3 separate regions of the Homo sapiens genome follow, and regions 2 and 3 are each linked to region 1. Evidence: chromatin loops called from intact Hi-C (ENCODE). Cell type or tissue: heart right ventricle. All regions are shown on one strand. Each heading gives the region's core, and the rest is flanking DNA. Links, peaks and the distances in the headings are about the cores only.

Evidence for each region. Hi-C counts contacts between places; a loop is a spot of excess contacts. Peaks named below come from ENCODE experiments on the same cell type or tissue, not always from the same donor. Only the 100,000 strongest peaks of a DNase experiment are listed, where the experiment ranks them.
Region 2: it touches region 1 in a loop (2.1-fold over the local background); 19 of 110 quality-filtered maps call a loop at or near these places.
Region 3: a loop joins it to region 1, with 2.6 times the contacts of the local background. A loop is called at or near these places in 4 of 110 quality-filtered maps.

Annotation. Positions count from the first base shown.
Region 1 is chr6:82,172,650-82,183,795 of GRCh38, forward strand. IBTK (inhibitor of Bruton tyrosine kinase) reads right to left here. Exons shown (of 29, transcript NM_015525.4): 26 at 9,230-9,379; 27 at 718-789. Among named protein-coding and RNA genes, the nearest start is that of IBTK, 70 kb to the right of the region's middle. In heart right ventricle, for the core only: CTCF peaks have their summits at 5,635 and 5,838; no DNase peak of the experiment used is centred there; H3K27ac peaks cover 2,056 bases.
Region 2 is chr6:82,072,135-82,083,280 of GRCh38, forward strand. LINC02542 (long intergenic non-protein coding RNA 2542) reads right to left here. Exons shown (of 4, transcript NR_149135.1): 2 at 43-111. The region is part of intron 3 of LOC107986617 (a long non-coding RNA gene); the gene reads left to right. Among named protein-coding and RNA genes, the nearest start is that of LINC02542, 24 kb to the right of the region's middle. In heart right ventricle, for the core only: a CTCF peak has its summit at 4,896; no DNase peak of the experiment used is centred there.
Region 3 is chr6:82,033,720-82,044,865 of GRCh38, forward strand. All of the region lies in intron 3 of LINC02542 (long intergenic non-protein coding RNA 2542), which reads right to left. All of the region lies in intron 2 of LOC107986617 (a long non-coding RNA gene), which reads left to right. Among named protein-coding and RNA genes, the nearest start is that of LINC02542, 62 kb to the right of the region's middle. In heart right ventricle, for the core only: CTCF peaks have their summits at 7,033 and 7,237; a DNase peak (open chromatin) is centred at 7,034; H3K27ac peaks cover 960 bases.

The sequences.
Region 1 (11,146 bases), core at 1,049-9,048:
TTACAGAATGATGAGTTTCACTCATCTTCCTAAATTTTTGCATGCAAAATTTTCTCTGAAATACTCTTTAGCAATGCTACAATTTTTTCCAGTGACCTACGATGAGCGAACCTGGAAGCTTTCGCAGAGATTACAGAATGATGAGGTGAGAAACAGAAAAACAGAAGAACTAATGTTTTATTTGGACCAGTATTAGAGAGAAAATTTTGGAAAGTACCAGGAAATGGGGAGGGAGCAGAAACAACATAACTGAACAGAAAGGTAACTCAAACTACAGTACGGAGAGGATACAAGTAATACATTCTACTCAATACCATACTATTCCCAATTTCTTAACATTCTCTTATTCTCTTTTTTTTTTTTTTTTTTTGAGACAGAGTCTCACTGTGTCGCCCCGGCTGGAGTACAGTGGCATGATCGCGGCTCAATGCAATCTCTGCCTCCCAGGTTCAAACGATTCTCCTGTCCTAGCTTCATGAGTAGCTGGCATCACAGGCATGCGCCACCATGCCCAGCTAAGTTTTGTATTTTTAGTAAAGACAGGGTTTTGCCATGTTGGCTAGGCTGGTCTTGAACTCCTGACCTCAGATGATCCACCCGCCTCAGTCTCCCAGAGTGCTGGGATTATAGGCATGAGCCACTGCACTCAGCCTTAATGTTTTCAATGCTAAGCAGCAACTTAGCTTTGGAGGCCCATAACTTATCAATTAACCTTACTTGGGACTGTCTAGAAGTGGTAAATCTGAAATATGGTTGCCTTCTGGTCCTGGGGTACCATGGGTAGAGCATCTGCAAAACAAATGCCAAAATTAAAGATTAAAGCTTCTAGTAATATTAGTCAAACTGCTTATTAATAGATACAGAGGAAGAATTGTAAACTCCTGACTCCAGAGGCAAATTAAATGAGTGCAGTCAAGCTTACCTTTAAAATTATAAGTAAACAAAATAATCTATATTTATAAAACCTTCTGTATAAAATATCATAGAGAAAGATACTGCAAGAAATAGCCTATTTCTAATAATAAATATATATATACACACACCAGATAAACCAATAATCTCTAAATCAGATAATTAACAGCCGAATTTTGTAAGGAACTAATATACTTTATGAGCAAAGGATTACAGATAGGACAGAAATATAAAATATGATCTTTACCTTCTAAGAATTCACAAGCTAGTTGAGGAAACAACATACAAAATGACATATAAAATAACAGAACAGAATTTAAGACAGTATAACAAATTGAGTCACACTGGCTATAACAACTATAAAAATCACAATATTTAATCATTTGAGAGGGCCTCATGGATGGAATGAACTTGAGAAGATAATAAAAAAGAGGTATATGATGAAAGCAGTAAGAAGCATTCCAGTAAGGAGAAAAACTTAAAAAGGTACAATACAGATGGACCTAATTATGGAATTTTACAGCTAGAAAGGTCCCTAGAGATTATCTAGATTGCTCCAATGCTCTCTTTCAGCAATGAGAAAACTGAGGACTAGACAGGTTTAACAACACAAAGTCAAACAGAGAGTAAATTAACAGGACCTAAAATATTGACTTCGTGATTCATTTATACACATTTATTGAGCATGTCAGGATTACTGTAGGTGCTAAAAATCAGGCTGATTAAAACCCAATCTTCTCCCCTCAAAAAATTCTGATGGGGAAGATTTAAAAATATACTTAAGCAATGATAAAACAATGTATAAAGTACTATGGATGCACAGAAGAAAAAATACAATATGGAAGATTGTATATACTGATGGCTTCACTGAGGAAATGACATTAAAGCTGAGGAGACGTACAATTAGAAAGAATTTTGGTTGTACAAATACATGGACCTAAAAAAGATTTCAGTTATTTAAGTAAAGGCAGGCTGTTCTCTTCAATAAGCAAAGAATGCCTGAATTCAGGGTAAGGAAGAAACTTAAAGAGAAATAAAGTTTAAAAGAAACAATAGAGCCAGAGTACAAAATGCACTGAAAGCTAAAATGTTTAGCCCTAATGTGTGGGCAAACAAATTTACTAAAAGCCTAAGTACTTCATGTGTATTATCCCATTTAATCTTTGCAATACCCTGTGAAGAAAGCATATATTAACTATTATAGAGATTAAAAAACAAACTCAAAGAATATTATATAATTTGTCTGATTAACAAGTTAGATAAGTAGCAGAGAGATAACAAAAATCTGGTCTTTTTGATTTAGAGTACAGTGTTTTTTCCATGATCACACAGCTACCTTTATTTTTACTATTCCCCTTATTCTGGAATATATTCCACTTCAAATGTCTTCTCACTCTTTTACAGTTGGCTCAAATGTCACCTTCTCTCTCCTCCTACAAAACTTCAATCATTATGATAAAGCATCACACACTGTTATTATTGTTTACATGTCAATCTTAACTGCTAGACTAGTCTCTTGGGGAACAGGACTGTGTTTCATTCATCTTTGTATCTCAGTGTCCACCAGAATACTTGGAAATAGTCGTTTATGAAAAATTAATTAGAAAATTAACGACTGAAACAGAAACTCAAAGGGTATTTTTTTAGTATACGATAATGAAAAGCAGAGGTTTTTAGGTTCTTTATTGCTTTAAATTACTGATAACTTTTCTTAGAGATATAAGTACTGAATTACAAACTGATATAAGCCTTGTAGTAAGCCTGCATGATAGGTATTACTACTCTCATTTCCATATTATGAAACTGAGGTACAGAAAGACTCAGAAAGAGCTGTATAATGTTATACTGAATCTCAAATATGTTTCCTAAGACTACAATTCCATAACTTTTTCCACTCATGATGTTTCAACGGATAATTTCATTAATTACAAATTTATCCAATGTGGAGTCTGTCAAAATTTCTTCTTAAAATGAACCAAATTTGTCAAATAAAATAGAGCTATGATTAAACAAATATCAAAAACATTCTAAACTTTCAAATAATAAATATAGCATTATTGAGTTTTCAACATTAGCAACATAGAAGTAGATATCGCAAGAGACAATCTGTAGAAAATTTAGCCTTCTGAAAATAAACAGCAACATAAAAAGGTTAACTGAAATTTTCCTTAAAAGATTTTTGTTCTGGCCAGGTGCAGTGGCTCACGCCTGTAATCCCAGCACTTTGGGAGGCCGAGGCAGGCGGATCACCTGAGGTCAGGAGTTCGAGACCACCCTGACCAACATGGAGAAATCCCATCTCTACTAAAAATACAAAATTAGCCAGGCTTGGTGGCGCATACCTGTAATCCCAGCTACTAGGGTGGCGGAGGCAGGAGAATCGCTTGAACCCAGGAGGCAGAGGTTGCGGTGAGCTGAGATCAAGCCATTGCACTCCAGCCTGGGCAACAAGAACGAAACTCCATCTCAAAAAAAAAAAAAGATTTTTGTTCAAACCAAAAAACATTAATATTGTCACATTTACACTTTAAAGGAACTAAATTATTCTTTGCTCAGTTGGCCTTAAAAAAATTGTACTGGCTTAATTAGAAAGATTTTTATATCAGATTGGAGCTGATATAATCACAGAATAATTTTTTTCTCACAAGTAGTTTTTTTCACTAATTAGAAACACAAGCTCAGCTGGGCACAGTGGCTCACACCTGGAATCCCAGCACTTTGGGAGGCTGTGGGCAGATCACCTGAGGTCAGGAGTTCGAGACTAGCCTGGCCAACATGGCAAAACCCTGTCTGTATTAAAAATATAAAAATCAGCCAGGCATGGTGGCAGGCGCCTGTAGTCCCAGCTACTGGGGAGGCTGAGGCTAGAGAATCACTTGAACCTGGGAGGCAGAGGTTGCAGTGAGCGGAGATCACGCCATTGCACTCCATCCTGGGTGACAAGAGCGAGAGTCCGTCTCAAAAAAAAAAAAAAAAAAAGAAACACAAGCTTACATTTTCTTTCCAGAATTACATAAGGGGACATTTCAGTGAAAGGAAAATGAGAAATAAAAGCACATGAAATAAAAAAGAATACCTAAGTAACAATAAACAAATAAAAATTGTACAAATTGCTCACTTTTAGATGTTAACACCCTCAAACAACATTGTCATTCTTGCCCTAACCTTGGAAAAAAATCACATTTTCTAGAACTAAAACAAGAATGTATAATTTGTGGAATTTCCTGAGATGAGTCCCCCACCCCTGGCACCCTAACTCCCCAAAGGACCATAAGCATTCCTATCTTCTTAACTCCCACGATTTCCTCTGTTTATACTGCCCCATCTTCTCTTATTTCTTCTTTTAAAAATCCCATCCTGTATTCAAAAGCTTATGACAATGAAAGGAATCAAGAATTAAGTGATCTCTTTTTTTCTAATGTTTTTCACATGCTTATAAATATAATAATAAAATATTTGGAAATGAATATAAAAAGTGCTTATGAACTGACCCAGCTCAAGCCCTTCTTCTGCAATGAAGTCTTCCTGACAACACCAGCCCATGCTCAGTTTTTCTTCTCAGAACCACTCATTTGGTACTTCATCATATTGTAATCTCTTTAATACTTCCATATTGTATCGTAATTTCTTTTTGTTTTGTTGTTGTTGTTGTTGTTGTTGTTTTTGGAGACAGAGTCTCACTCTGTCGCTCAGGCTGGAGTGCGGTGACGTGATCCTGGCTCACTGCAACTTCCACCTCCTGGGTTCAAGCAATTCTCCTGCCTCAGCCTCCCTAGTAGCTAAATTACAGACATGCACCACTATGCCTGGCTAGCTTATTTATTTATTTACTTATTTATTTCTCTTTTTATTTATTTATTTATTTTTTGAGATGGAGTTTCACTCTTGTTGCCCAGGCTGGAGTGCAATGGCACAATCTCGGCTCACCACAACCTCCGCCTCCTGGGTTCAAGCAATTTTCCTTCCTTAGCCTCCCAAGTAGCTGGGATTACAGGCATGTGCCACCCCTGGCCCGGCTAATTTTATATTTTTAGTAGAGATAGGGTTTCTCCATGTTGGTCAGGCTGGTCTTGAAGTCCCGACCTCAGGTGATTTGCCTGCCTCGGCCTCCCAAAGTGCTGAGATTACAGGCATGAGCCACCACGCCCGGCCTAATTTTTGTATTTTTAGTAGAGACAAGGTTTCCCCATGTTGGCCAGGCTTGTCTCAAACTCCTGGCCTCATGTGATCCGCCCACATCAGCCCCACAAAGTGCTGGGATTACAGGCATGAGCCACAGCGCCTGGCCCTTGTATCGTAATTTCATTCTTATTCTGTCATTTAACTTCCATGTATGTATATTAATATTTATCAACTAGATTTCAGACACATTAAAGGCTGCACCTATACATTCTACTTTTATATATACCCAACACAGGCCAGTACCAGGTAGCCCATAATTTGCAAATTAATGAATATTTTAGTTTGTCTGTAATGTTTAATATTTCCTTTTTAAAAAAGCATACTTATTATGTTTTCTATGATGGAAAAAAACCCTGAAACTCAAAGCTATCTGTCTTCTTTCTCAGAATCACTAGCAGTGATAGCCAAAGCTATTTAAAACATTAACTCCCATACCAAAAATACTGAAGCTATGGATATATCATACTGTCATAAACTCCATTGAGTCAAACTTCCAAAGCAGTATAACAGGGCACACTTATAATTAAGAGCCCTGATGTTATAGCACACTCTAGTGATCAACTATGAAACCACAGATCCATATTTTAAGTTCCATGACAAATCGTTATATATCTAAAGACTTTTTTTTAAGTTTCAATGAATATTAATATTTAAAATATAAAAATACAAAACTTATCTTAATTTTCATACCTTTAAATTGATATATCTAAGACATGCAATATAACTCACTACATTAGAAACAAATGTTACTTGAAACAGGGTTACAATTTCAATTAATTTACTCATTCATTCACCAGACTCACTGAGCACCCAATACATGCCAGAAGCTAATATGAACACTGGTAGTAAAATGATGAGCAAAGACAAACATCCTCCTTGCTCTCATTGAACATATAATTAAACATACAAACATGAAAATACTTAGAGTAGACAAATATTAAAGAATCACACTAATAAATATGGAACGTACAATAAAAAAGAAGTACTATGAGAACAAACAACAGCAAACTGCCCCAGTAAGTCAGACTTCTCCAAAGAATATAACTGAATAGATATTGAAAGAAGAGTCAGAGTCGTCAGTCTGTCAAAGAGTAAGGAGGTGGAAAGAAGGAAAGTGCATTTGAGAACTAAGAGAAGGCCAAGATGACTAGAATACAGAGATCAGGTTACAAAATCAAGTTAAAGACAGTTGGCAGGAGCCAGACTATGTAGGCCTTGAAGGCCATGTTAAGAATGCTATAGCTTTTCTCTTAAAAGCAGTAAACTCCAAATTTTAAAAAAGAACATACTGGCTTAATATATTTGGAGTAAAGAAAGGCAAGACCAGTCAGGAGGGTAACTCTGGTGGCCCAGGTGAAGTATCACACCAGACTGACTCAGAGGTGATAGCACTGGAGATAAAATTTAGTATATGGATTTGAGAAATATTTAAGAGATAAAAGTGGAATGCTCTAACAGTAGACTGAATATTTGTGAAGAAAATGGAAGTGCCAAAGACACAAATTCTTCCTATTTACTGAGGAAGAAGATTCCGAAAAAACAGGCTGTTCTATGTTTTGTCTATATTTTTGTTTGATTTTGGTTTTATGAGATGGGTATGAGGAAAACATTAAGTTTAGTTTTGGACATGAAGTTTGTGGTCTTTCTGAACATCCAGATAGAATGGTAGGGTCAATAAGAGATAATTAAGTCTAAAGTTCAGATGATAGATATGGGCAAGAGATATAAATTTTGAGACTTTAGTACATGTCTGACGACTGAACATATGCTCATTAAATGGATAGTGTAGAAAGAATATAAAGTGAAATAAGACGACGACCAGTAATTGAACTTCAAGTATGATGAGTCACATAAAAAGTGGATGGTGTTGGCAATACAAAGGTCACTGTTGAACTTAGCCTGTACTGGTACTGTTTCAGTTTAGTAATGGGGCTGGGAGATAGAATCAATTACGGACTGATTGGGAGGTGACAACTCTTTTGAGAAATCTGGCTGTGAAGTGGATGGAGAATTGGTAATGATAGGACAACTGATAGAAGAAAGTGTGCCCAGACCACATGAGAGACCTGAGCACATTCAAAACCAGAGGGGAAGAATCTAGTTAAAAGGAAAATGTTGAATCTTACACAAGAAAGGAAAGGGGTAATTAATAGTTTTCAGGCTTCTGAAATGGGAAGCATTAAGATAAAAGCACAGGTATTGGCCTAAGATAGGAGAGATAACTCTTCTATGACAAAACAAGAAAGGAGGATAGTTCTATATAGGCAGGGGCTAATTTGTTCACCATAGGCAGGGGCTAATTTGTTCACCACTGCAACTCTAGTACTTAGCATAATGTTTGACACAAAGCTCATAATCAATAAATGTTTGATAGACAATTTTAAGACTATGTACCTAGTTTTATATTTATAAGCCTATCATAATTATAATTGTAATTTATAAATATGCAAAAAGGCTTAATCTGCTTCATATGTTAGTATTCCATTTAAGGTTTTTTTATTTTGTTTTGTTTTGTTTTTTGAGACGGGGTCTCCCTCTGTCACTCAGGCTGGAGTGCAGTGGCACAATCATGGCTAACTGCAGCCTTTACCTCCCAGGCTCAAGCAATCCTCCCACCCAGCCTCCTGAATAGCTGGGACTACGTGCACATGCCACCAAGCCGAGCTAATTTATTTTTCTTGCTATTTTTTGTAGAGACAGGGTTTCATCATGTTGCCAGGCTGGTCTTGAACCCCTGGACTCAAGTGATCTGCCCACCTCGGCCTCCCAAAGTGCTAGGATTACAGGCATTAAGCCACTGAACTCAGCCTAAGATTTTAATTTTAAAATAGTATTTTAATGCTAGAAGTATTAGACAAGTTAGGGAGATGACTTCAGATATTTTTTGCTCTTTGATTTTCTGTATTGCAAGAAAACGGCTCAAGAACTTTCCGCCTAAATCTAAGTATCTGTAAAAAAGAAGACAGTCACAATAGTAACAATAAAAATATGCCTAAACATTTAATCTAAATCAGGAGTTTCCAAACATTGTTGTCAGAAGACTTTGATAGTTCCTCAGGACAGGTAAAGTGACATTAAACTAGTATAGCTCCCAGTCTCTGTTCCTTGCTTCAGTCAGAAAAGTTTATATTATCTGTTTGATGCACTTGAATTGGACATAACATATCTTACTTATTTTGTTTTGTTTTGTCTGAGACCAGGTCTCACTCTGTCACCCATGCTGGAGTGCAGTGGTTTGATCACAGCTCACTGAAAATACTGCTTTTAAATTATAGATAGATTTTGATGTTTCATGTAGGCATTTAAAATATGAAACTTTTTTTTAAATACATTGGACTTTCTAAAGCAGTATCAAAAATAGCTAGGCCAGGTGTGGCGGCTCATGCCTGTAATCCTAGAACTTTGGGAGGCTGAGGTAGAAGAACTGCTTGAGGCCAGGGGTTTGAGACCAGCCTGGGCAACATAATGAGACCCCCATCTCTACTTTCATGAAAATTAAAATTAAAAAATAGCTAGAGAAAAAATTGCAAATACCTAAAGGTCCATCAACAGATGCACAGATAAACACATTGATGTGGTATACCCATACAATGAAATACTATTCAGTAGTGAAACAGAATCAATGGATACCCATAACAGCATGAATAAATCTCAAAATAATTATGCTGAGTAAAAGAAGACAGATTTTACAATGGGTACATACTGCACGACCCTGCTGATATAAAACTCTAAAATGTACAAGCTAATCTTTATTGGTAGATTAGTAGCTGCTTGGGAGGGGGAAACAGAAGGAAGAGAGGAAGGGATTACAAAGGGACATGACAAAACATCTGAAAATGATGCTTATGTTCACTATTTTGAATGTTGTGTTGGTGTCATAGGTGTATATATACGCTGAAACTACAGAATGTATACTTTAAATATACGCAATTGATTTTAAGTCAATTATATCTCCGTAACCGTTTCAATTTTTTTTAAGTGGGGAAGGAATTTAAACATGCTAATTTTAATTCTGAATGTAAAAGAGTGTACAAAAAATCTGCCTCATAAAGTTTTAAGGATTATTTCAGAACATAAAACCACCACAGAATATTTTAAGGTAGAAAATGTATTAGTTTTAAGTTTGTTTTATTACCTGACAATTTTTGGTGCCTGAGAATTTTCAATTCCTTTAAAAGAAACTTTTTTGACATGATCGCCTGAACTATGGCTAGTAACAGACTTTTTTTCTTCTAGTAAGAAATCCCGGAATGACTTGGATGAAACTGAATGCAGAGAAGATGCCCTGCAAAAGAAAGCAAAGATCATGTTAAAACATCCATTTTGTAAAAGGGCATTGCTGGAAGTTATAAGAGAACAATAAGAACGTATACCAAAAATTTTACAATATACAATTGCAGTTTTCAATGTGATGTTGGATTCTTGCTGCCAATTGTGAAATATCCAAAACTATTCCATAAGAAAAACCAATCAATGAAGACCAAGTCTAGAGATAACTCAGATGTTAAAATTAGCAATATTAAAATAGCTATTACAATTATGCATCAGATAACAACAACAAAAGCTCATTAAAAATAGGTAAGTTCGGCAAAAGAAAAGAAACTATTAAAAAAAGAGCAAAATGAAAATTCAAGAATTTTTAATATATTTTTAAAAATTCACTGTATAGATGGAAGAGTCGGTAAACTTGAAGATAAACCAAAAGAAATTTTTGAATCTGAAAAACAAAAAAGAGAAGTTGAAGAAAATTATTCCATAGTGAGTTATAAGATAAAATCAAAAGGTCTGCCATATGTGTTAACTGAAGTCCCAGAAATAAAGAAGAGAGATACGGCAGAGAAAAAGAAACAATGGCCAAAATTTTCCCAAATTTGGTGGAAGATATAAATTTAAAGACTCCAGAATTTTGGCAAACCCCAAAAAAGATAAAACAAAGAAAACCATATTTAGGCACATAATAAATAAACAGCTGAAAACCAAAGCTAAACAGAAAATCTTGACAGCAGCCATAGAAACACAACACAGAATGAAAATGAGTAGCTTGTTATTTGAAACAATGAAGCCCAAAAGACGATGGAAAGGAATCTTTAATATGATGAAAGAGGTAGAGAATGTCAATCCAGAATTCTATATCTGAGTAATCTTGAAAGTAGGTCCTCTTCAAGTCATGCCTTGAAATGACTATAGCCCTGGCCAAACCTTGACTGCAGCACTGTGGAAGATCCTGAGTCAGAGGCATTCAGCTGAGATTCCTGACCCAAAGGAATTATGATAATAAATGTTGGTTGTTTTAAGCTGTTGTTCAAGTATAATCTGTTATGAAGCAATAAATAACTAATACAAGATATTACAGAAATTAAAAGGGTAATAAAGAAATCTTATAGAGCCAGGTACAGTGGCTCATGCCTGTAATCCCAACACTTTGGAAGGCCAAGGCAGGTGGATCGCTTGAGCCCAGGAGTTTGAGACCAGCCTGGCCAACATGATGAAACTCCGTCTCTACTAAAAATACAAAAATTAGCTGGGCATGGTGGCACACACCTGTAATCCCAGCTACTCAGGAGGCTGAGGCATGAGAATTGCTTGAACCTGTGAGTCAGAGGTTGCAGTGAGCCGAGACAGGGCCGCTGCATTCCAGGCTGGGTGACAGAGCAGGACTCTGACTCAAAAAATGAAAAACAAAACAGAGAAAAAAAAAAGATAGAAATGTTATAAACAACTTAACACAAATAAATTTGACAATTTACATGGAATAGACAAATATCTTTTTTAAAAAACTAAATTACTGAAAATAACAGAAAGTCTATATAGACTATATCTATTTTAAAAATTGAATTAATCTCACTAGGTTTTTTAACTGCAAAAATTGACAAACTGATTCTAAAATTTACATGAGAATAAAATATCCCAGATTAGCCAAAGCATTCTTTTAAAAAAAATAGAAAGTTGGAAGAAGACAAAACCAATTATGGTAATCAGGATAGTATAAGCTAGGTCTGAATGTATTTCCTCCAAAACTCATGTTGAAATGTAAATGTCACTGTGATTGTAT
Region 2 (11,146 bases), core at 1,019-9,018, 100 kb before region 1:
GTCAGTATTGGGTTTAGTGTTTTTCAGGAAGTAGACGCCCACCTTCTAATTGAGTCAGAGCCAAGAGTAGGACATGGTCTCACTGAGCCATCTTGCACCTGGAGATATCTCCTGGGGAGAGATGCAAAAATAAACAGCAGCACCAGGGAACTAGACCTCATTATATTTTTATTAGCACAGTAACTCTTTTAAACAAGCAATATCCTAAATTGGATAATTACCTCCCACATTGCTTTCCCCTTGACTTTGGAACTAAACACAGGCTCTTTCTCAATTAGCATTCTGAGCTTTGAGTCAAGTTCCTTATGTGCAGTTACCCAGCTGCTGCACAACTACTCAGATGTTGCATGAAGCCCTTCCTAAATATAGCTTTTTAAACACATTCAGGATCCTTCAGGAAAAAATAAATTAGTATAAGCTTTCACTGGCAAGAATCAAAATCCACCCCTTAGAACTTATTTTTAAAAACCAATTATAAATAAGTCAAATAAGCAAAATTTTATTAAGACTAGATTTCAAGCTGCCAACCTGGCCAAGGTAAAAAGATAATCAGGTAATAAAATCTGATCCAAGTTCATTATGTAGCATCCTTATCCAGGAATATCTTATTACCGAGTAAACGTAATTTGGTAATAAAATGTTAAGCATGAAATAAGGTACATTGGGGAAAAAATCTGCTCGTGTTTTGCATTTAAATATTTCAGTATTTAAATGGAAACCAAAAAAAGCAGAAATATTCTGAAGCAAAAACAGAACTGGAATTTCCATTTCCCATCCACATCATAAATGAGATCATTCCACAGCAATGACTCCTTGCACATCACTTGGAAATGAGCGCACTCAGACAGAACCTGTGGTCTGGGCCCAAGGCACTGAAAACCCATACTGGCTTCTGAAGGATTCATTACACACATGCACACATACACACAGAAGGTGGATTTTCAGCTCTACCAGAAGTCGTATAACCTATGGCTAAGTCTCTATAAAATTTATGAATAAACAACTAAAGTAGCTTCAGGCAAAAGTGGCAGAAACCATTGCTGTTTGTATACCACTTTGGAAATAAATTTCATTCACTGGGAAAGTTAACATGTGATGCTTTGACAACATCAGAAATAATACTTAATAACTTAGAAATCTTCTGGCATACAGTCCAATATCCCCAAAAGAATTAACATCCGAGTCCATTTCTTCAAATCTGAATTCAGAGGGCCCTCAAGCTGCCCATATGACTTCTGTCCAAGCATGGAACTCACATTTGTGCAGTCATATCTGAACAAGTCACCAACCTGGCATGGCTGTTCTTCATTGGCCTGTCACTTACAAGAGATGTGTTATCAAAGACTGTCAAACTACTTCCCACCTTCAGGACAGAGTGCCAGCTTGCAGAGGAATTAGCAGATGGGGAGATGGGTTAGGGTACAGAGGTAGATGGCACTGCTGCGCAAATAGAAATATCAGAGGGAACTCACAGCAGATAAACAAAGGAGAAAAAAAGCCAGACTAATCCTTTCAGCAGTCAATAAGAAGCATGGTTTGCCCTGACGACTGAGCCCTGTGGGAGGTGAGTGTTCACACAGTAGAAGCAGCCTACTCCTGTCTAGCACCACCTGCGCTGTCTGCCCCATGGTCAATGGTGCCTGTAAGAGAGGATGTAGTCCTGGGCCTCCTCGTAGTGACCAACTCCAGTCCACTGCCCTTGGCACAGCTAAAGCTACACACATCCTATGGCTTGTTCGCTGACTCCCAAACTCATCTGAAGTTTGAAAGAAAAGAAATATTGCCACAATATTTACACAACCCAGTGATTGTTTCCTCCAGAATAACATTTTTAAAAAGATATTCCAGATAACCTATGGAGATGAGTCTGAGGAAGATTAAAGAAATAGAGGCTGGACAGGGTGGGGAACATCACACCGGCGCCTGTTGTGGGGTGGGGGACTGGGGGAGGGATAGCATTAGGAGATATACCTAATGTAAATGACAAGTTGATGGATGCAGCACACCAACATGACGTATGTATACATATGTAACAAACCTGCACGTCGTGCACATGTACCCTAGAACTTAAAGTATAATTTAAAAAAAAAAAAAGAGAGAAATAGAGGTTGGGCGCGGTGGCTCACACCTGTAATCCCAGCAGTTTGGGAGGCCGAGGAGGGCAGATCACCTGAGGTTGGGAGTTTGGGACCAGCCTGACCAACATGGAGAAACCCCATCTATACTAAAAATACAAAATTAGCTGGGTGTGGTGGCGCATGCCTGTAATCCCAACTACTCAGGAGGCTGAGGCAGGAGAATCCCTTGAACTCGGGAGGCGGAGGTTGCAGTGAGCCAAGATTGCGCCATTGCACTCCAGCCTGGGCAACAAGAGCGAAACTCCATCTCAAAAAAAAAAGGAAGAAAAAACCATTATACCTCTTAAGCTGAGGGAAGGGAAGAAGAAATAGAAAGGGAGAGAAGTTGTTAAGAGGGAAAAAGTAAATTAAATGAAAGGAATGGTAGGTAACTTTGGAAATTATTTCTTCAAATTCTTAGGTTTCTTTCTAGCATTTCCTGTCAGCTGTCTGGCTCTCTATCAGGGAAAAGGAAAACCTCCTAATTCTATTCTCGTGGGAATTTGAATTGTAAGTAGGAGAAATAACAATGGCCCACAGGCCAAAGAAGGAAATGGTAAAATTCCTAAATGACTACAGTTGAAAGATCAAGAACAGTGTAAAATATTTGTGTTTTTCCAGTTTTCTGTGTGCTGATGCACAAGATGCATCTCTGCACCATGAAGTATTCCTGATGAATTGATATGAAGTAGCACCACGCCACTCTGGCAACATTACATATCTATTAAGTGCTATTGCTAAACCATAAACACTGCACATGCAGTAGCGTTTGGGAGTTTAGAGCTTGGTTCTCCTGCCAGCCAGACTGCACTTAAACACAAGCTCTTCTCTCTCCACATCACCCTGGAAAGTGATTTAAACACTGTGAGCCTCAGTTTCCTCATCTAGGAAATAGAAATAATAACAGTACTTTCTTCAAAAAGTTGTGTGGATTAGCTAAAGTAGTATATTTAAAGTATCTGGAATAGCACCTGGTATGAAGCACACAATATATGCTAGCTATTATTATCACTATCATTATACCAGTAATAGCTATGTTACTTTCAGGTGTAAATAGGAATTTTTTATACTTTAAAATAGATTTTCTTAAGTTCAATGGGAAATTAATCATCCAGATAAATATATGACATAGAAAATTATCACGAAAATAATCAGATATTTTACTTTCCTTTTTATTCCACAATTCAAATATATACATTCTATATTGGTCAATTATGTATGTATTTATTATAAAAATATAACAAAGTAGATAGTATATTTGTATGATTTAATTATATGTATAGTTTTGATTTTATATTGTGAGCCTATAGATCCTAGTGGAGTTGACTGAAAAGGAGACATGTAAATTGGCTGAGAAATGGCAATAAACAGACAGTTGCAGAGCTGAGGTTAAGAATAGCTCCATTTGGCCAGGCACGGTGGCTTATGCCTATAATCTCAGCACTTTGGGAGGTCGAGGCAGGTGGATCACCTAAGGTCAGGAGTTTGAGAACAACCTGGACAACATGGTGAAACCTCGTCTCTACTAAAAAAAAAAAAAAAAAAAAATTAGCTGGGCATGGTGGCACATGCCTGTAATCCCAGCTACTCGGGAGAGTGAGACTCCATCTCCAAAAAAAAAAAAAAAAAAAAAAAAAAAGAATAGCTCCAGCTTTTTGCCATTCTATTTAAAAAAAGGAACAAAACAAAGTTAGTGGGATCTGTTATTTTGCCTGGCAAGCATTAGACAATTACATGGGTGAATGAATGAGTGAATGAATGAATAAAATTAGTTGTCCCAGTTTGTTTTCAGGCTTTCCTACTGATATTATTTCCCTCCATTCCATTCTTTAATTTTCCTTCTCAAATATCGGCTTACATATTATCTTAAGGAAACTAACACAGGAACAGAAAATCAAATACTGCATGTTCTCACTTATAAGTGGGAGCTAAATATTGAGCACACATGGACACAAAGAAGGGAGCAACAGACACCAGGGCATACTTGAGGGTGGAGGTGGGGAGGAGGGAGAAGATCAAAAAACTACCTCTCAGGTACTACACACTTACTACCTGGATGACAAAATAATCTGTACACCAAACCCCCGTGACATGCAATTTACCTGTATAATGAACCTGCATATGTATGCCTGAACCTAAAATAAAAGTTTTTAAAAAGGTTCACATGTGAAAAGCAAAAGCTTTTGAATTGATCACAAAACAAATAATATAAGAAAAAATATATGTTCACTTGTTTCATAAAATAACCCTCGCTTTCCTCAAACTCTTATTTTTTCCATCCCATCCAATATGCTTGGCATAATTCTCTCCCATGCCTCTTTTTTCCCCAATGATTACCTCAATTCTCTCACAAAACTTAAGTTTAAAGTGTTTTCCTACCTACCATAATCATAATCAGTACACAATTCCCACCCTGGAATAAAGGATGAAATAAATGTGAGAAAACATCATGCAGTGATCACTCTGTTCATCTGTTTTCTTAGGATTTAGGCTCCAGCAGCTCTGAGACCAGGTCTTCTGAAATTGTGAATGCTCAATAAACATGATTTGGAACAGTCTTGCTTTGAGGACTACAGCGCTCTGTGTGACTATCCTTACTCCAGGTTACCACTGCCTGGATGAGGCTTACTCCTCTTTATATTTCCACTTGTTTCTGTTTTTCTGTTTTCTTACAGACTACAGTCAGGGCCAGAAATATCCTCAGTCTACCCTTTACTCAGCTAAGGGTGTCTCCTCCCTTCTTCATTTTGCTTGCTATTAAACAGAGCTTTTTATAGTGCCCAGAGGGTGTCAGCCTTCTCAGATGAATTACTTTTCCTGAAAAAGAAAAAAGAGGAAATAAAATAATAAAATGATTCATGATCTTGACCCTTGGGACTGGAAAGTAATGTCTCACTGAGTGAAAAGGCAGCACAAAACTCTAGAGAAACTGCAGTTTATATTTCAGTTCATACCTGTTAACTTTCCAGCAGTTGGTGGAAATTATTGCAAAGGAACAAGAAAGAATTTGGCCATGGTGTATGGAAATAACAATAAAAAACTATAAATAAAAACGTAAGGAAAGCAATCATTGCTAGTCCAGCTACTGTTAGCATTCAGTTATTGGTTCATTTATTCATTCAGGATATAATAATCTCTCAGAAAAGTTTATTCCAAAACATCACTCCTAATAACTCCCTTGTCATCTTATTTATGTGAAGTGGACTTATTAATCCTAGCACTAAAAGACAAAAATGTGAAAGTAAAAATAGAGTAAACCAGAGTGTAAGAACGAGGTCAAATTATTTTACCAATTTGAATATAAAAATTATTCAAGATTGGTCAGGGGCTGTGGCTCATGCCTGTAATCCCAGCACTTTGGGAGGCTGAGGTGGGTGGATCGTTTGCAGTTCCTAGGATGGGAGTTCGAGACCAGCCTGAGCAACATGGCAAACCCCATCTCCACTAAAAATACAAAAATTATCCGGGCGTGGTGGCACGTGCCTGTAGTCCCAGCTATGGGACGCTGAGGCATGAGAATCACTGGAACCCAGGAGGTGGGTGTTGCAGTGAGCAGAGATTGCACCACTGCACTCCAGCCTTGGCGACAGAATAAGACTCTGTCTCAAAAATAAATAATTTTTAAATATATATATATATATATATATGTTAAAGATTAATTGAATAAGAAATGGGAAAAATTGAAAAGACTAAGTCGAGTCACTCCTTTTTTTTAATTTTAAGTATGTCACACTATTTCAATTAAAAAATTGTACTTATTTTAAATATAGCTTACCTTTATATTGTATGTTTAGAATTTTACCCCTTTGTTCATTTACAAATAAACATTTATTAAATATCCACTCTGGACTAGGCAATGAAGTAAATAAAACAATTTCTCACCGCAATGAGCTCATATTTTAGAAGAGAAACAAGTAAACAAAAATATAATAAAATATGTAAAGCATAATAATAAAGACTTCACAAGATCAGAGATGGCTCAACAAAGGATAGGATAACTCTCAGGGGAGTTAATGGACAAAAATGAATAGAACGTATCAGTCAGCCTTGGTAGTGAAGAAAATTCTGGGAAGGAAATGAACCATATGCATAAAGCCATGGACACATGAGCTAACATGAAGTATCCTAAGAACTGCAAGCCATGTGAAATAGTTGGAGCATGTGGGAAGGAGGTAGATGATGAGGTTGCAGAGCATGCCAGGGCCATGGTCACAAACAGTTCAAATGCACTGTTAGGAAACAGCCAGCTCCATGGGCATGGGACTTATGCAACTGCACAGGGCCCCACATTTAGAAGCACTCTATACTTAGTTTACTGCTCTGCTATTACTATCTTGAAGGTTTTACTTTTTGAACAAGAGGCCCTGCACTTTTATTTTGTACTGGGTCCCACAATCTATGGCCCTCCTCATGTTAAAGATTTTTATTTTATTTTATTTTATTTTATTTTATTTTATTTTATTTATTTTATTTTATTTTATTTTATTTTAATTTTTTTTTGAGACAGAGTCTTACTCTGTCACCCAGGCTGAAGTGCAGTGGTGCGATCTCTGGTGGAGATCGCTGCAACCTCCACCTCCCAGGTTCAAGCGATTCCTATGCCTCACCCTCCCAAGTAGCTGGGACTACAGGTGTGTGCCAGCATACCTGGATAATTTTTGTATTTTTAGTAGAGATGGGGTTTTGCTGTGTTATTCAGGCTGGTCTTGAACTCCTGACCTCAAGTGATCCACTTGCCTTGGCCTCCCAAAGTGCTGGGATTACAGGCATGAGCCACCATGCCCAGCCAAAGATTTTAAATAGTAAGTATTTCCGGAAAAAAAAATGAACAACAAAACCTAATCCTCCTTAGACTATTTGTGACTGTTTGACTTTAACCAGTGTCAATCACTACAGATGAATGCCAATGATTCTCTAAAGAAGGAAGATAAATTTCTAAAAGACTGCTCCTGACCAAACTAATTGAGGAAACCAGCTAGTTGAGTGTGTTTCTTGGCCTTCATGCTGATTCTTGCTCACACTCAGGTTTGAAAATATCCTCCAGTTCAGTACTCTACAAACTTCTAAATATTTTCTGGGATTATCTTTATAAAAACACATCTGTTAAAGAGCACACATAAAATCATTCAGCATTCCATTTGAGAATAAAACATACATTTTGTTCTCAGCCTCCTAACTCAACCCACTTTCCACTTTCCACTTAGAATCTTAAGCAACAACACATAAAGTTATAGATGAACTTTTGTTTACAATGTTGTACAATGGTTTACATTATTGTTTATCTATGGAACAACAAGTTGTGAACTTGCTGAAACTATTCAAAATTCATTTACCTTCTCCTATTTTAACAATGAAAGTCCTCAGTCCAAGAAACAATGCTTAATTCACCCCAGATGTCATTTTAAAATGACTACAAAACACTGCTGAAAGAAATCAGAGGTGACACAAATGGAAAAACATTCCATGTTCATGGGTTGGAAGAATCAATACCATAAAAATGGCCCTACTACCCAAAGCAACTTACAGATTCAGTGCTATTCCTATCAAACTACCAACGTCATTCTTCACAGAATTAGAAAAATCTATTCTAAAATTCATATGGAACCAAAAAAGAGCCTAAATAACGAAAGCAATCCTAAACAAAACAAAAAAAAAAACAAAGCCAGAGGCATCACACTACTCAACTTCAAACTATACTATAAAGCCACAGCAACCAAACCAGCATGGTACTGGTACAAAAACAGACACAGAAACCAATGGAACTGAATAGAAAACTCAGAAATAAAGCTGCACACCTAAAACCATCTGATCTTTGATAAGGCAGACAAAAACAAGCAATGGGGAAAGGACTCCCTATTCAGTAAATGGTGCTAAAATAACTGACTAGTCATATGCAGAAAATGAAATTGGACTCCTACCTTCCACCACGTACAAAAATTAATTCAAAATGGATTGAAGATTTAAATGTAAGACCTCAAACTATAAAAATTCTGGAAGACAGCTGGGCACAGTGGCTCATGCCCGTAATCCCAGCACTTTGGGAGGCTGAGGTTGGTGGATTACCTGAGGTCAGGAGTTCAAGACCAGCCTGCCCAACAGGGCACAACCCCATCTCTACTAAAAATACAAAAAATTAGCCAGATGTGGTAGCAGGCTACCTAATCCTGGCTACTCGGAAGGCTGAGGCAGGAGAATCGCTTGAACCCGGGAGGTGGAGGTTGCAGTGAGCCAAGATCACACGCCACTGCACTCCAGCCTGGGTGACAAGAGTGAAATTCTACCTCAAAATAAAATAAAATTCTGGAAGACAACCTAGAAATAGTCTAGTTGACATAGCCTTGGCAAAGAATTTTTGGCTAAGTTCCCAAAAGCAATTGCAACAAAAACAAAAAATAGACAACTGCAGCCTAGTTAAACTAAAGAGGTTCTGCACAGCAAAAGAAACTATCAACAGAGTAAACAGACAATCTACAGAATGGAAGAAGATGTTCATAAACTCTGCATCTGACAAAAGCCTAATATCCAGAATCTACAGGGAACTTAAACAATTCAACAAACAAACAACAAATAACCCCATTTTAAAAATGGGCAAAGGACAACAGACACTTCTCAAAAGAAGACATACATACCAGTGGCCAACAAACATGAAAAAATGCTCAGCATCACTAATCAGAGAAATGCAAATCAAAACCACAGTGAGATACCATCTCACACTAGTCAGAATGGCTACTATTAAAAAATTAAAAAACAACAGATGCTGGCCAGGCTGCTGAGATAAGAGAACGCTTATACCTTGTAATGTATACACTTATACCTTGAAATGTAAATTAGTCCAGCCTGTGTGAAAAACACCTGGAGACTTTTCAAAGAACTTAAACAGAGCTACCCTGCAATCCCATTACTGGGTATATATCCAAAAGAAACAAATTGTTCTACAAAAATATACACACACTTGTATGTCCATCACTGCACTATTCACAATAGCAAAGACATGGACTCACCCAGGTGTCCATCAATGGTAGATGGGCTAAAGAAAATGTATATTTTCTTATATGCCATGGAATACTATACACTATGGAATATTAAGCAGCTGTTAAAAAGAATGAAATTATGTCCTTTGCAGAAACATGGATGGAGCAGAAGGCCAAAATCCTAAGCAAATTAATGCAAAAACAGAAAACCAAATACTGCATGTTCTCATTTATAAGTGGGAGCTAAGCAATGAGCACACATAGACATAAATATGGGAAAAATAGACACCAAACTACTAGACCCTACTAAAGGGTAGAGTGGGGAGAGTGGGTTAAGAAACTACCTATGGGGTACTATGCTCACCACCAGGGTGATGGGATTGGTATTCTAAACCTCAGCATCACACAATGTACCCAGGTAATAAACCTGCCCATATACCCCCTGTATCTAAAGTAAAAGTTAAAATTTTTTTTAAATGAATGAATCCATTCCCAATGTTTCCTTTTATTTGAAATATCACATTTATTCAACTCACCCTCTGATTCAGTAAAAATATATCATTTCTCTATATGTATTATTCTCAGCAATTTTTCCACCACAACCCTAGATCAACAAAGATGGTGTTTTAATTTTTCATTTTCTTTGGTTTTTAATTGAAATATAAAAGGTATAAAGTGCACAAATCTTAAGCATACATATTTATATCATGTATACACACATACACACACATATACACACGCTAATGTAATCACCAGGCAGATCAAGATAAAAATATTTCTAACACCCCAGAAAGATGTTTCTTATCCCTTCTGAGTCAATACTTCCCCAGAGTTAACCACTTCTTCTGACTTCTATTACCATAGAATAATCTTTCCTACTCTTGAACTTCATAAAAATGGAATTTGGATACATTTTATTCATTAATATGTCTGTGCAGTTTCTTCCTGTTGTTTATAGCAGTAGTTTATTCTTTTTGATTGCTGTATAATTTATTAATTTGTCCATTGTGCTGTTAATGGATATTTGTATTATTGAGCCCAGTTTTGAATACCCAGGCACTGTTCAAGACTATGCAGGTAAAAGGAGCATAAGGCAAGGTTCTTGATGCCAGGAACTTATAACCTAGATAAAGCATAATGAAAATACATATGAAAACCTGGCTACAACTTAACAGTCTACACACTATGCTATCTTCAGTATCTTGTGTCTTCAGCTCTGAGGCATGCATACATCTTGTCAAAAACATTCCAACATATCATTCCCTGTTGTCTTTCTTCCTTCAATCCACTCTCCACTTCACCTCTCCAATGCACATACACACATACACACATCTGAATATCAAATGTACTTTGAAATAATAACAGATTCTCTTCAGAAGAGAGTGCAATGTGTTCTTTAAAATTTACTCTGTGTCCCAGGTTTAGTGCGGTGCACTTTAAAAGCTATTGATTGTTAAATGCAGAATTATTGGTCAATCTTTCAAAAGACTACTTAATTTTCTGCTTTTAAAAGATAAAACATGCCATTTTGAATTAATATAGGAACTATACACAGAAATCAGCAGAAATCTAGTTGCTGTCAAGTTTATACACAAATGTCATAAAACAAATATTTTCTAAATACGTAATTTTCAATGTCTATAATTTAAACCACTCAGCATATGCAATGTGACCTAAAGTGGATTACTTAAGCTAAACTGTAACCTGAGTGTTATCCAGATTAAATGACATACTGGTGTTCTATTCAGGAAGCCCATACTCCAAAGTTTGTGCTAAGAGAGCTGTTCCTTTTTTCTTGATCAGTAACCAATGCTTTGCTAATTTGAATATGCAATATCAGAAATAGATGTCTCTAAGGGGTCTGTTAACTAATAAGTGGTCTATTAATAAGTTTATTATTAACATGAAGTAAGACTTTGACTCTCTTGATGGAACTTTTAAAATGTAAATTGACTAAAATTATTTTAGAGACATTCTCTACCTTTAAATTAACCAAATAAAGAACCCAAGTGTTGGCCGAGCATGGTGGCTTATGTCTATAATCCCAGCATTTTGGAA
Region 3 (11,146 bases), core at 2,086-10,085, 140 kb before region 1:
CTCAGGGGATGACAGCATCTTTAAAAGGACAGGGAACAGTGAGCCAAGTTTGCATTCCCCCTTGGCAACATAGGGCCAGACTCATAGGAATTTGGTCAAGACAGAAAGTGAAGTTTAACTGATATTTGACATGGTGTAGTTGAGAAGGCCAGGGTTGCTGCAGTGTATGTCAACAAGCCCAATGAGAAAAACAGACGGTGCAAGGAGTATTTCCAAGACTCACACATTGGCAGGCTGACAGACGCTAACACATGTGGGTAGCAATAGCCAATCCAAAGTTTTCTTGCATAATTAATATATTTGGTAGTCTTGAGAAAAAACTTTTTCCATGAGGAACTTGCTTTGAAGGCAGACCTTCACTGCCAGGTCTCCTGAGAGACTCGTTTTTTCTAGCTCTCACTATCACTATCTCTGACTCATCTCTCAAGTTTAAGGGAAAACATTCTTAGATGAGGAGGGGGAAGTGGGGGTTGCAACAAAATATTTGAGTGTCTCCAAATGTCTCCTATAATTAGAGCATCACATGACTTTGCTAAAGCTCAGATTTGAAAACCCTAGCTCTGGGCTTCATCCTGGAGAGGAAGAGAATAGGTAAGTTGTAGGGGCAGCCTGCCGCTGAGAGAAAGTACTTCAAATGACCCATCAGTGGTCCCTGAGGTCAGGAAACATTGTTATCCTTGAGACAAAGTAGTAATTTACCCTTGAGAGGAGCAGAGAAAAAGTTGTGGGCAATGTAGAGTGAGGAGTGAGTTTCCTCACTCAATGTAGAGTGAGTGAGATGAGAAGGGAAAGATTATCTCAACACTTTAGAAAATGACTAGAAAATACCAAACAAGCTTAGGTGGCCTTCCTAAGCCCCTTCAAAAATAACTCCCACTAAATTGGCTAACAATGGAAACAAATAATGTCCAAAAGAACAAGCTTTTATTGATTTGGACTCTTGGGTGAAAAGCATTTGGGGGAAACAAATCGACTCTAATCCTGCAGTGATAAAATATCATAATCTTTGACTTTTTGCAATTCATCATTTTTTCTTTTCATTTTTAAATTATTTATTTAATTATTTAGAGACAGAGTCTTGCTCTGTCACCCAGGCTAGAACTCAGTGGCACAATCATACCTCACCACTTACCACCATGCCTGGCTACTTTGTTATTGTTGCTGTTGTTGTTGTTGAGATAGGGTCTTGTTATGTTGCCCATGCTGGTCTCAAACTCCTGGCCTCAAGCAATCTTCCTACCTTAGCCTCCCAAAATGCTAAGATTACAGACATGAGCCACCGCACCTGGCCAATTATTTTAATCTTTCAAATTCTAACGCCTCAACACCTCAATATTAAGTTGATCAAAGCTTAAGATGGGTGGGATGCTAATTATTTTCTCTAGTTTGTTAAATATAACCCACACTTCTAACCCACAATCCTAACAGAGAATTCTACTTCATACCACTGAGCAGTAGGATGTTCCTGGGATGCTGGTTCAATTTGCCAGTATCCTCAGCTGAGAATGAGTCTCTTCACCAAAGGTCAGAGAGAATTCAAGCAGTCTCTGCCAGGTGAAATGACAGAAGACTGGCTAAGAACAATGCAATATGCCTTGGTGCTGGCAATGCAGCCTGCCTCTGCCTCTGGAGACCCCATCACCAGGGTTGATGCAACTTCAACATTGGATAAATTATATAGAAGAAAAATAAATAGCTTCTCCTTTGGGTCTGAGATTTTCAGATTTTTCCTGTAAAAACATTTTACTGTTCTATAAACAGTCTCCTATGGCCCTGGTTTTATTTTAATTACATATATCCATCTTTATTTTTTTCTTCTACCAAACCTGGGCAGTACACTATTGCACATTTAAAAGAAACCACATTCTTGGAATGAAATACCCTGAAATAGCATCTCCATGTTTCTTTGGACTGATATTCACAGCTTCCACATACATGAGTTTAGAATTTCTCTTGGCCATTGGGCAGCTTTGAGGAGGTTGGGAGGAGAGCCCATCTTTCTTCTGCAGGTCTCATAGGTTTTTGACCTACTTATTGCCCTTGAGTGAGACCAGGTGCCAGGAAAATTTTCTTGGAGTTCTGATCTACTTCCCGTCAAAACACAAAAGATTCTTATATTACATTTGTAAGTCATAAGAAGATTCATATTGGAGGCCAAGATTCCAATTATGAAATGAAAAGCTCTGTCCTCTCGAATTTGATTTTATATATGAAAACTTTACATATACACATATATAAGCACACACATACATATATGTAAGGATGTAATGATTTTAACATAACTCCTCAGAGGCAACTATAAGAAATGTTTGATGAATGTATTATTCTTATGTAATCAGAAGATTCTCTTAGTGTAACAGCTACTGAATGGAGTAGTAATTGTACAGAAAAGCCTTTCAGTGACAGACCCTTAGTGGGGCAAAATCCTGGAGAACACATCACAGAGGGTTGCAGCAGTCAACTATGAGGACCCCTATGAAACACAGCACCAGTGGCATAGGTTAGAGTAAACTTTTACATTCTCAAATGACTTTGGAAGAATGTACAACTTTGAGCTGTGATATTGTTGTACTTCTGGAAAGATGCCACTTCTAAGTGATAGCCATGGCCCTCCCACAGGAGACAGCCTGTGTCTCCCAGACCACCACAATTATGCCTCGCCTCTCCTGGACTCTGCCCATAGCATAGGTCAAGATGCCACTACCCACTTACAGCACTCTCTCCTTTAGTGTCCCAAGGGAATGTTCAATACTGCATATGTGAATTTTGGTGAAATGCACTAGAAAAAAAAAAGCAGCATGATTCAGAAATAGTGAAGCAATAAAGCCCAATGTATAGTCAGTATTTTTCAGGGGTTCCATATATATGAATATTTCAGAGAATAATTAATTTATTTAAGTATCAAAATGCTTTTAAACATGATGAATTTGGTGAAATGGAATCTAAAGTGCTATTACACTCTTTATTGCTTTCTCAATTCCTAAGCTTAACTTTACCATTATTAATAAATTGGCATTATTATTTTCTATGGTTAAGAACACAATCTAGAGCCGTGTTCATTTCCTACTAATCTCTTTGCCCTATCCTTACTCCAGTTCAGCCAAAATGAACCATTCCACAGTCCCCTTTACATTCCTCACTCTTGGCATTTGCAGCCCTTATTCAGGCATATTTGTTGATTGAATCTCTCTGGTTCTCATTTCCACAAACCAAGCTCTTCCCGTCTTTCCTGGACCAGCTGCTTTAGGAGGACTCCTATGAATCCCTTCTCTATTCAGCCTCTGAAAATAATATTTCCCTAAATAGATGCTATCTTTTAAATTTTTCATATTGACATTTATCACTTATTGTTACTTACTAATGTGAGTATAAGTTGTTTAGTGCTGTAGCTATATTTTATATACTCTAACTTACCCAATTGTGCCTTAAAACAGTGTCTGGAAAAAATAGATAATTTTATAAAAATACGTTTAACACATTTGTAGAATGAATTTATACTTAGGGTTCTGGCTAGCCAAAACTGAAATTTGACACAGCTGGCAGGTGAACCTAAGTGAACCTCACCCTACTCCTAGCCCAAACTCCTTCATATCTATTCTACAATCGTTAACCTAACTAAGGGTTAAAAGTCTCCTTGAAAAAAATACTCAAACCATGTCCACAATTGGAATTTATGCCTTACTTCTGGTGCATGAAATGAATAGTAGATGAATAAACTAAGTTGGGTGAGAAATCAGGCCTAATCTGCCTTAATTCTGGTGCATTTTCATAGAGCACATCACTTTATCTTAGAGTATCCTTTACTCCTCAGCCTCAGGAGTAAGGACATAGGTGATTGCAAAGATCAGCAGGGAGCTGAATTCTGGAGCCTAGGAGAGATGATGGCCACTGTGCCCGCTCAGCTCTCAGCTGCAACAGCATCCTTACTCCTCAGGCTTCAGCTCAGGGGGAGATTAAAAAAAAATTGTGGAAAAGGATTCTCAGCATGGTAAAGACAAGGACAGAAATGCTGGAGCATCTCAGGCTCATTGCATTCCTAGACTGGCACAGGGAACTAGAAATGATCCACACAGATCATGAACTCACAGAGGACACCTCGCAGTGTGTCCTGGAAACAGGAATGGGATTCTCACGGGAATAGAGTTCCTACATGAAAAAAAAAAATGGCTGCCATTAGCTAGTAAATTTGGTTTTATTGTTTAATCTGTCATCATTTTGTCTGAGACTAGATGTGGAACCATTTGGAAAATGAATGAATGAATAATCACACTTAGTAAAACTGAATTCTTAGAAAATAGGTTTTTTCCCATAGTAGATGTTAAATATTTTAGTAAAGTTTAACAGAAAGATATTTAAAATTAGAGAACATCAGAACCAGGGAGCTTAGTAAGTAACCAATCTAAACCCCTTGCTTTGCTGGTGAGAGAACTTTCCAGTCCTATGGCTAGTTGTCAACCAATGGCATCAAGATCGGTAACAAGACCTGCTGACTCCCAGTAGTGTAGCTTTCTCTGTATGTACCAGAACAGACATTCTCTAAAGCATGATGTGAAAATCAGTTTCCCTTGGAGTCAAACTGGAGCCATGAGATACATGCATACTGAAGGGAATCAGGTTTGAGCCCCAGTGGCCAATTCAAGCCAATCAGCCTTAACGGCTCCTACAAACGGACAAGTCAAGTATTTTCCATTCCCAGTAAAAGAAAGTTAGAACTACATAGTATCTCAAAACATTTGATCTTTTCTTTAATAGAAGCCACAGCAAAAAGCATGCTGCCCTTAAATCATCACAACTCAGAGAAAAATGAATTTGAATTGCATGGACTTTGAGAGGCTTTTATTTCTAGGATTTTTTTTTTTAATTAAGGGGAAAAAGAAAAAACAGAAAAGGAAATCTGTGGATAGCAATAGCAAAAGGATAAATTTATCTGGAAATTTTCACTTGGCAACTGAAATTCTGCTTGGAAATCAGAATTTTTTTTAATTACAAAGGAAATTTAGTTGTAGTGACAGTCTTTCATACATCCAATAAATATGTATTAAGGGCCAACATCCTTCCAGGAACTGTGCTAGAGATGGAAAAAATCGCAAGAACCTAATGGAGCTAAGCCCAGGCATATGGAGGCGGACAGCATGGAGGGCTTCTCGTTGCTGAGTCTTTAGGGACAACAGTTGTTAACTACATGAAGCCTGAGTTGAAGGGTATTGCAGACAGAGGCAAAAGAGAGCACATTGTTCCAGGAACGGAAAGAAGCCCAGTGAGCCTGGAATGCTGAGCGTGGGAAAGAGGTGGGGTGACAAAGGAGGCTGGAGGGTAGAGGAAAGACCACCTTGGGAATTTGAGCTGGGTCCAAGGGTAAAGACCTATCAGAACTATCAAGAAATTCTTATATGATCTGATTCGTATTTTCAAAATAATCAACATTAAATGGCTTTTAGTCTAAGCACATAAGATGCTCGGTTAAACTTAGAGATACTGTTTTTCACCTATCAGATTGGCAAAAAGAAAAAAGTTTGAGAGGGGTGAAGAAACAGGCATTTTCACACATTTCTGGCAGGAGTAATATCAATTTGGTAATATATATTAAAATTAAAAACACACATACCTTTCACCTAGCAGTCCCAGTTCTCGAGCTCTGTCTTGCAGTTATGTTCACACTCACGTAGACTGACATATGTACAACTTTATTCATTTCAGCATTGTTTCTAGTAGCAAACTACCGGAAACATTAAATACCCACTAAAAGCAGGTTGGCTACATTGTCAGCACAATATGATACACTTGCACTTAAAAAACAAAAAAGAACTTCCATAAATGGAAAGGTCACCAAGATACAACACATATTTTTAAAGTACAAAACAATGTGTACAGCATGGTATCTTTATGTAAAAGGGGAAGACATATTAATATATTTTATTGGATATGTATATAACATTTATGGGATAACACACACACACGAAATCCTCACCATCATTGTCTGTGTGGAGAGAAACTGAGTGGCTAGGAGATAGGGGTGCAGGGATCCTTTCTGGTGGATGCCATCTTTTACGATCTTTGCCCAAAGTGTTTCTAGGAGTGATGTAAGCAAAGCCAAGGCAGAGTGGGTTGAGGACTGGACTGATTAGGAAGTGATGGCCATGAGACCACTTTCAGGAAGTCTGGTTGTGGAAAGGGACAGCAATAGGGCAGGGCTTAGGGTGAGCTGAAGGAACAATGTCAGACTGAGAAAAGTCTCTTTTTGACTGAGAAACAGACACAAAATTATTTATAAATACAGACATAGAGAGAAACAAACGTGAACGATATAGGATAAAGAAGGCAATATTGAAATAAAGAAAGGGAGGAAATGGAAATACTACGAACTTCCAAACAAGCGCAAGTCCAAGGATTATAGCTTTCCTTTTTTCTTTCCTTTTTATCTGCCCTCAATTGGCTTTAGAATCATGGTTTGTACCAAGCAGGACTCACGAAATGTTTTTTTACCCTTTCATATCATGCTGCCTGAGCTCATGCTTTGGGGTAACTTCCTTCATTTGTTACCATATGGCACATCCAAAAAGATATGCTATAGCAGACACTGCATGCCTGAATCAAAGCAAGATCCAAGTGGCATACACTTACCTGGATAGTGTATGCAATAATTCTACAAGCCCTACAGCCCTCACTGTCCCTAGAGGGGCAGAGAATGTCAGTCCTCCCTGTTCCTCCTTGGCCTCTTCGGACTGCCCAGTCTTGAGTCTCTGGCTGCTGGTGAATCCTCCACCAAGGGCAGTGCTTCCAGCACGACCAGACCCCCACTCAGTATGCAGGACTATACAGTATACAAGACTATACAGTATACAGGACTGAGTGTGGGTCTGGACCTGCTGGAAGCATAGCCCTTGGCAGGACACAGCCCCACTGTCTAAGTTTCCAGTGCTTTCTATGCCCCAGCATAGAAATTCCTAAGTTTTCAGTGTTTTCTATGCCCCACCATTCCAACCCTCTTTCTGGCATTTTCTAAGTGAAAAATTTGTCTCACACTCCCCCTAGTGACAGCCTCAGGAAACCTTTTCATGGCCTAAAGCACAGCTCATTGACAGCAAAAAGAGCCAGCCCTGAATGCTGCTGATTGTAGGAATGGGCACCTCATTTCCCCACTCCCCACCTGACACATATGCTGCTGCTGTTTTCCGTGATTAGAAAGAAATATTCGGCAAACCCAATATCTAGAAATTAACAGACTGAAGGGAATGAGTGTCTGTCACAGAGTAAACAAGCTCTTCCTTGTTTTGTGAGAAGAAAAGTGTTAGAAGCAGGAAGACTGTATACATAAAAAAGGAGAAAGGGGGAATGTGGAATATGATAGATCTGTCCCAGTCTGCACTAGTGATCCCAAAGTCAAGGCAGTGAAATCACAGCCACACTTAGAGGCTCAACTTGAGAAGACAGACATCTCAAGGTTTAGTGAACTAAGACAGGGAGGAAATGGAAAAATTTCCTGTGGAAATTTCCTCCCTTTCTTAATCTGCAATACCCTTCATCCCAGTACCTGTGGAACAGGCGGCTGAAGGATGCCATGATGGCAGCCAGTAAATGTTTGAAGGGCTGAAATGTGGAAGATTAAACTTCCTTTGTTTAGAGCAACTCCAAATCAGTGGTTCTGAACCATCTGAGGGTCAGTTTGCGAATTGATGAATCTATGGCCTTTCTCTGTAGAAAAATGTAATTTCTTATTACATGGAGAGTCACAGAAAAAAAAAAAACATTAATGGCCAATAAACACAAAAAGAGATGCTCAATTTCCCTTAGAAATTCAGGCCAAAGTAACAGGGATCTACCATTTTCTAATCTGTCAATTTGGAAAAGATTCAAAAATTTAACAATACAAAGTACACTTGACCCTTGAACAACATGGGTTTAAACTGTGCAGTTGCACTTATATGTGAATTTTCTTCTGCCTCTGCCACCCCTAAAATGGCAGGACCAACCCCTCCTCTTCCTCAGCCTACTCACCATGAAGATGATGAGGATGAAGGCCTTTATGATGATCTACTTCTTAATGAATTGTTACTAAATTTCTACTTATGATTTTCTTAATAACATTTTCTTTACTCTGGCTTACCTTACTGTAAGAATATAGTATATAGTACATATAATATACAAAATTTGTGTTAATTGATTATGTTATCAGTAAGGCTTCCGGTCAACAGTAGTCTATTAGTAAAATTTTGGGGGAGTCAAAAGTTACAGGTGGATTTTCAACCGCATGTGGGTCAGCACCCCTAATCTCTGCATTGTTCAAGGACCAACTCTATTGTTACGAGTGTGGAAAAACAGGTACACTTATGCTATTGATGCATTATAAACCAGTGCCATCTTTTCAGAGAATGCTCCATACGTTAAGATCTCCCCCATGCCATAGCTTTAGTTCACCTCTAGGCCTATGGTTTTCCAATGTAAATCAGCCATTTAGCTCAGATCCATTTTTAATATTTAAACATAAATAATCAACTGTCAGCTTGACATCTTTACCTGACTGTCTCAAAAATTCTTGAAATCCATCCATGTTCAAGACAGAACTCAAAACTCTCACAAAGTTGGTCTCCTGATAGCATTCCATGGTGGTATGTAGCAACTCCATCCATCTAGTTGCTGTAGTTGGAAATCTCAGCAACTTGTGGGCATTTCCCTCTAACTACTTCTCCCCACTTCCCATGTCACTACACCATTTAAGCAATCACTTCTCATCTGGGTGACTGTAATAATTTCCTAGCTTGTGTCCTAACACTCACTCTGCTCCTCTGATGGCTATCGTCATTGCAGTCAGAGTGACCTTTTCAAAACTCAAATCTAAGTTTACCAATCCGTATGCTTAAAGTCCTGCCATTGCTTTTAAGATAAAGACAAAAATCCTAAACACAATCTGCCAACCCTACACAGACTCATTTCTAACTACCTTTCCAGCCTCCTCTACCTGCTTCTTTCCTTCATTCTCACACTGTAGCACTCTAGCTTCTTTCTCTTCCTTTGAAGTTTTTTTTTTCTTTTTCCTGCTACAGGGCCTTTTTATATGTTTCTTTTGTCTAAAGTGATCTCCCTCTCTTCATCTAGTTAAGACTTATTCAGGACATAATCTCAGTTCCCTGGAGAAGGCTCCTGTCTCCCCAGTTCAGCTCTATGTTCTTTTCTTACTTGTATATGAAATCATGGGACGATGTCTTTTTCTTCATGGCACTTACAGCAATTTGTAATGATGCCTAATCTATGTGACTATTTTAGTTCTATCTTTTCTATTACCAAACCATAATCTTCATGTCAGCAGAGACTTTCTATTTTCCAGTATATGCTACTTATCTTGAAATAGTGAGAGATGGGCCCTGTGTATGTATGTGTTTGCTTGCATGTGTGTGTGTGCCAGAAAATACCCAAAAGTGTTAACAGTGGTTATCTCTAGGTGATGCACGTTAAACTTTTTATTTTTTCTGCATTTTGTATATGTTATGCAATAGGTCTGCATTTATTTATAACCAGACAAAATCAATAATAATTGTACTGTTAAAAGCCTTCATTAACTGAATTTCAGAGGAAATGCCTACCAGCTACCTACACCAAAAATAAGTGGACCACAAAGGATTACCAGAAAAAGTAAGAAAAATTAGCATCATGAAAGAGAGTGTCTAAGATAAAATAACTAGCTATGGAGTAAACAACAGGACAGAAGAGGTATTTTTTTTTTTAAATCTCAATTGGTATCTTCAGAGACATTTGAGGAATATCATTTTTATAACTGGTATGAAAAAGAGGGCAATCAGAAAACAAGGTATTTATCTAATTAAAAATATATTTGAGGCCAGGCATGGTGGCTCACGCCTGTAATCCCAGCACTTTGGTTGGCCAAGGCATGTGGGTCACCTGAGGTCAGGAGTTCAAGACCAGCCTGGCCAACATGGTAAAATCCCATCTCTACTGAAAAATAAATAAATAAATACAAAAATTAGCCAGGCATGGTGGTGCTCACCTGTAATCCTAGCTACTTGGGAGCCTGAGGCAGGAGAATTGCTTGAATCTGAGAGGTGGAGGTTGCAGTGAGCTGAGTTTGCACTGCTGCACTCCAGCCTGGGCAACAAAGCAAGACTCTGTCTCAAAAATAAAAATAAAAATATATTTGCATAAGGGCAGTGAAAAAGCTGCATAATAAAATCTATAAATCTGAAGTCAGTGAGCAGAAAGAGAAATAAAGGCAGTCTCCCAAAACAGAAAAAATTTAAAGAAATGGGAAATATGAAGATAAGTTTAAAAACATAGAAAACAGTCCAGGTGATCTAACCTATGTCCAAAAAGTGCTTAAGAAAGATGCTGTAGGAACTATATAGAAGAGTGGTTGAGGGGGGGAAAAGAAGGGAAGAAACAGAGAGGAAAGAAGGAAGGAAGGAAAGAATATAACAGTAATATAAATATTGGCAATGTGAAAACACTACAATAAATAAAATCAGGTCAAGGGAAGTGAGAAGTGTAAGTACACTAAAACTTTCATTTCTGTGGGAGTTAATAGATGCTGTGAATCTATAAATCAAAACACAGTCCTTCAACTACCAGAAAAAAACTGAAAATAATAATATAACCAACACATTTAGGAAATCAAGAAAGAAAAATAGAATTGTTTAAATTTATTTTAATCCCTCATCTTATAAATCACTGGGTTAATGCATGTGGTCTAAAGTTGATAAATTGGGAACTTAAAATTATAATGTCAATTCCAGAAAAAGTAAAAGACAATGGGACTACTTCTGGGGAGTAGGACTAACTTAACAGGAAGTAGTAAGGAAGAGATCTTTACTTCTAATTTTATACATTTCAATATCTTGTAATTTATCTGTGCATATGTATACATGCATTATTTCCAAAATGTTTTTTAAAAGTTAAAGTAATTTGAGAGTCTATGAATGCTGTCTTTGAGTCCAGCAATGCCTCTAAAAGATTGTATAATGAAGCACTTGGTGAAGTCTAGCTCCTTTCAGAATTGACTTCACCAAGTGCTAACATTAATGTGCTAGCTTTTACCAAATATTGCTTTGAAAAACCATAAAAAATATTTTCTTGTTTACTGTAAAACTTGTTGAGGACATCATTAATGACATGAATCATCATTCACTGTATAGGGGTC